2 separate regions of the Homo sapiens genome follow, and region 2 is linked to region 1. Evidence: read pairs that join two places in POLR2A ChIA-PET (ENCODE). Cell type or tissue: endothelial cell of umbilical vein. All regions are shown on one strand. Region 1 overlaps ELK3 (ETS transcription factor ELK3). Region 2 has its middle 44 kb from the start of CFAP54.

Region 1 (2,500 bases):
TAGCATTTCCACCTGCCTGGCCTCCTCGGAGCTTCTTGTGCATCACAGAATCACTTTTCATTGCAATCCAACCCCATGTGTCAGAGACCATGTTCTGGGCATGACTTATGAGAACCCATATGGCAGACTTGTTAAATGTTCTCAACTGCCCTCTCCTTAGGTGACTGTGTAGCCCTGCACTGGAGTGGCTGTGGGAGGAGTGCTGACATTGGGGCTTTGCCATGTGATTGCATTTGGCCAGGAGACTGACACGGGAAAGTGACAGCATCCCATTGCCGAGTTGGGGTCTTGGAGGCATCATAAGTTGGCACTTTTCCTCCTGTGCTATGCTGCCAGGAAGCTGCTGCCCCAGAATGAGACACATGGAGGTGACCTGAACTCAACCCAAAGTCCGAAGCCAAGCCCCACCCGCCCATCATCTGAAGCAGCATCCGTGACACTGACTTGTGAGAAAAATAAATGCCACTGTAAGCCAGTGATCTTGGGGCAACTGGTTACACAGCACCACTGCAGCAAAAGCTGACTATTAAAATACATGATGTCTTTGTTTAAAAAAAAAATTCTCCCTTTGCTGGGGTGCTGTTATCTTTATGCTCTAGAGCTTGTGTTCAAAATCATGAGAAAGGCCGGCTGTGGTGGCTCACGCCTGTAATCCCAGCACTTTGGGAGGCTGAGGCAGGTGGATTACCTGAGGTCAGGAGGAGTTCAAGACCAGCCTGGCCAACATGATGAAATCCCATCTCTACTAAAAATACAAAAAACCAGCTGGGCGTGGTGGCCCGCGCTTATAATCACAGCTACTTGGGAGGCTGAGGCAGGAGAATAGCTTGAACCCAGGAGGCAGAGGTTGCAGTAAGCCAAGATCGCGCCACTGCACTCCAGCCTGGACAACAAGAGCGAAACTCCATCTCAAAAAAAAAAAAAAAAAAAAAATCACGAAAAAGTATGCTACTAGGTGTGGAGGGATCGGCTGATCACATTTTTACTCAGAGGCCACACATGGGCTAAGTGGCAGCCATGGGTGCTATGGCCATAACCTCAGGCAAAGGTAGAAGGAGAGAAAGAAAGAAAAAGGACAAAAAGGACAGGTGAAAGAGTAGAAAGGGAACAGGCAGAGGAGCAGTGGTGGGGATGGGGACCTACTGCTTCAGGGCCTCCCAGATTTCTGGAATAAAGGAACTCGCCTAGAGAAGGCAAGAGCTGTTCACTAGGAATCACAGAAATGCCCCCACAGTTCAACCAAGCTGCAGAGCTTGGGTGGCAGCTGCAGGCACAGGGGATCATCAGAGGATTACTCAGAGGGGTTGCTATGCGCAACACTGCTCCGGCGGAGGTGACTAAGGGCTCCAGCCTCTCCTGTCTGAGGCATGCCCAGCCTCGCCCCGTGCTGAGGGCCTCGTTCTCCTCTTCTCGCGCTCTCTTGAGCCACTCCTTCAACCTGGTGGATCCACCAGTTTCGATGACTGGGCAGTCATGTAGCCTTCCCGGTGGAAATCGCAGCCAGACATTACTCAGAGCTAAGTCGAAAAACTACTTTCCTGTGAGCTTATCATTGCATCTACAAAGATCAGTCACTCCTGTCTACGCTCAGAAGTCACTCTGGGGTATCGTGGAGCCCCCAGGCAGCTCTGGGACCCACCATCCTCTCTGGCCAGAGCCATCTGCATGATGAAAATGCGTGGTTGTCTGTGGCAGAGGTTTGGGTAGGGGGACAGGTGGGCAGTGGGCCACCAGCTGCCACAGCGCTCTCCATATTGTTTTCGTTCCACTCGACGTAGTTTAACTATGAGATCAAGTTTCATAATTTACACAACTATTTTCACATACAATCACACTGTACATTCCACTGCGCCTCTGCCAGTTGGAAATTTTGCCCTCTGGGGTGTTGGAAAACACAGACTTTGTACCATCATGCTGGGAGGTACGCCCTTCCAATAACCGCTAACACTACAGATTTTCGTAAACTCATCTATATGAGTATCTCTCTCACCGGAAAAAAAATTTAAACGATTTTTTTTTCTAAATTAATTCCTTGATACCTAGAATCCTTAATGAAGTCCAATGTCTTAACAGGCAGGTACAATAAAGCCCATTTATCTGGATGCCACTTTAAGGAATGTGAGTAATTCAGACAGTACACTGTGGCTTTTATTAAATCAACAATTGAAAAAGTGGTGGTACTTGAGATTTATGTTTGATAGATTATTATGCACATGGAGGCCTGCTCTAAGTTAAAATGTTTCATCTGCCTAACTTTACTTAGCTGATTTCCCACCACTCTGAGCTTCAAAAATGTAGAACACATAAAAGGCATGCTAGAAATCTTTTTTTTAAAATTCCCTTTATCTAATGAGAAAATGCTTATCTTGGCCGGGCGCGGTGGCTCACGCCTGTAATCCCAGCACTTTGCGAGGCCGAGGCGGGCGGATCACAAGGTCAGGAGATCGAGACCATCCCGGCTAACACAGTGAAACCCTGTCTCTACTAAAAATACAAAAAA
Region 2 (2,500 bases), 230 kb before region 1:
CAAAAATTAGCCGGGCATAGTGGTACGTGCCTCTAATCCCAGCTACTCAGGAGGCTGAGGCAGGAGAATTGCTTGAACCCGGGAGGCAGCGGTTGCAGTGAGCTGAGATCACGCCACTGCACTCCAGCCTGGGCAACACAGTGAGACACTGTCTCAAAAAAAAATACATAAAAATAAAAATCACACAAATGTATGAAAGGAAGATTGATGGAATATTATTTTAATAACAGCTATGAAGTACAGAAGATACAGAAATTTACTAGGGAAAATTAAAAGTAAGTAAATTAGAAGAAACAGGAAGTAGAAGGTGATAAAGAAGAATCATCCATCTGCTAAATTAGTAACTCTCATTCAATGTGGATTTCAATACAGTATTGTTACTCCACATTACTAAGTTCACTGAGAAGATATTTTAAGTGGCAACTTCCACTGTTAAGTTTAATTACTTTTACAAAGTAAGCCAGTCAGATTCCTCAGATGCCAGACTCTTAGTTATATTTTTCAGCAGGCCATAGCATCTCTAATACCCAGCAAAATCCAGGTTACCACAGACATAACTACTTCTTCGAAGTAGTCCAACCCTGTCTCTTTCACTAAACTAACTTGATTCCCTTGTTAATTTTGTATAAATGTTCTCCATGGAAACAGCTCCTTGTTAGTCATACTGAGAAAGGAGCAAAATAACCTGGCTGCTTGGGTATACCAATTACTATTATCAGTAGGTTTTTTGGTTTGTTTTTGTTTTTTACTCTCTTGAATTAATGAATTTGCTAGACGTCAAAGGAGACTTCAATGCTTATCAAACACAATCTTCTGTATAGATGGTTTTCCCATGAATGAACCCAAGATTTCCTATAAGAATTACACAATATGTGTTGTTCACTTTGCCAAGTCTTTATCTTGCCTATGATGTAAAGCTGAGCTCTGAGAGGGAAATACTGAGAGAAGGGTCAGCCGGAGGCCCTGAACCAACTTCATAGTTGCAAGGGGAAACTGACTAATCTTAGAAATTTGTTTTTCCTTCCTTGTCCTAGGCTTAATCCAACTGGAGGAAATTGACTGGCATTTCATTATTTTCCTTTACAATAAGCTTGGAGCAAGCTGCAGAGGAAACTAGTCAGGTCAGAGCAGAAAGGAAACTGCCTAGTACCTTCGTCAGTTTCCTGTTGCATCTGACTGATAGCAGAACGAAGAGGATGTGATGTTATGGTGCTGGGGTTTGATTCTGAGATGCTGCTGATAAAGGCTCCACCTTCCATTCAGTGGCTAGTGATTCATGGTTTTCTACTGACCTAATCTAGCTTCAGACTTCAGAGCTTTCCCTTTAAGAATCCCTTAGCTAACTAGAATTTCAACTGCTTATGCTGCGTAAGATATAGAGAGCCTAGAATGAAAATCTATTATTTATAAACAGCTCCCTGGTAATCTATCAAGCTCCAGAAATACACAAGATCTGTCTCCAGGGAAATTAGTTCCTTCAGGCTTTGGTCTGCTCACCACAGACATTTCCATGGGAAAAATGTCTTCTGATTTAGTCAAGTGGTAGGTAGGAGTGTTTTAAAGACATTTTGTTAGAATCTGTATCCCAAATATTCCTTTTTTCTTTCTTTCCTTTTAGAGACAGGGTATGGCTCTGTCGCCCAGGCTGGAGTACAGTGGTACAATCTCCACTCGCTGCAGCTTCAATTTCCTGAGCTCAGGCAGTCCACCCAACTCAGCGTCCCGAGTAGCTGGGACTAAAGGTGTGCACCACCACACCCGGCTATTTTTTTTTTTTTTTTTGTATTTTTTTTGTAGAGACAGGGTTTCACCATGTTGCCCAGGCTGGTCTGAAACTCCTGGACTCAAGCGATCTGCCCACCTTGGACTCCCAAAGTGCTGAGATTACAGGCGTAAGCCACCATGCCATGTCCAGCCCCAAATATTCTTAATAGGGCATATGACCATTCTATTTAAAAATTTTAATGACTTCTCCTTGATTTAGTATAAAATTCTAGTTTCTTTACAAATAATTTGAAAGCCTTATACTATCTATTGCCTACCTACCTTTCTAGACTTATTTCAAACTATCCCACTATTTTTTTTTGAGACAGAGTTTTGCTCTTATCACCCAGGCTGGAGTACAGTGGCACTATCTCAGCTCACTGCAACCTTCACCTCCTGGATTCAAGCAATTCTCCTGCCTCAGCCTCCCAAGTAGCTGGAATTAACAGGCATGCCCCACCACACCTAGCTAATTTTTGTATTTTTAGTAGAGATGGGTTTTCCCCATGTTGGCCAGGCTGGTCTCGAACTCCTGAGCTCAGGTGATCCGCCTGCCTCGGCCTCCCAAAGTGCTGGGATTGCAGGTGTGAGCCACTGCACCCGGCGAAGTTTTTTTTAAAAGAGTCCATACATAGTGTTCCAAGTTTTTGGAGCTTGGGCTTAGGCCGGGCTATCATCCTAAATGTCCTCACCATTTCTGTTTTTGTTTGTAATTCAAGTCCAGTTTCAGTTGCTT

The links. Peaks named below come from ENCODE experiments on the same cell type or tissue, not always from the same donor. Only the 100,000 strongest peaks of a DNase experiment are listed, where the experiment ranks them.
Region 2: POLR2A ChIA-PET joins it to region 1 with 13 read pairs; 3 of 35 experiments call an interaction of 5 or more read pairs at or near these places.

What each region holds. Positions count from the first base shown.
Region 1 is chr12:96,218,816-96,221,315 of GRCh38, reverse strand. The region is part of intron 1 of ELK3 (ETS transcription factor ELK3); the gene reads right to left. Among named protein-coding and RNA genes, the nearest start is that of ELK3, 26 kb to the right of the region's middle. In endothelial cell of umbilical vein, no CTCF peak of the experiment used is centred here; a DNase peak (open chromatin) is centred at 1,395; H3K27ac peaks cover 2,500 bases.
Region 2 is chr12:96,444,638-96,447,137 of GRCh38, reverse strand. No RefSeq gene overlaps it. Among named protein-coding and RNA genes, the nearest start is that of CFAP54, 44 kb to the left of the region's middle. In endothelial cell of umbilical vein, no CTCF peak of the experiment used is centred here; a DNase peak (open chromatin) is centred at 1,087; H3K27ac peaks cover 2,229 bases.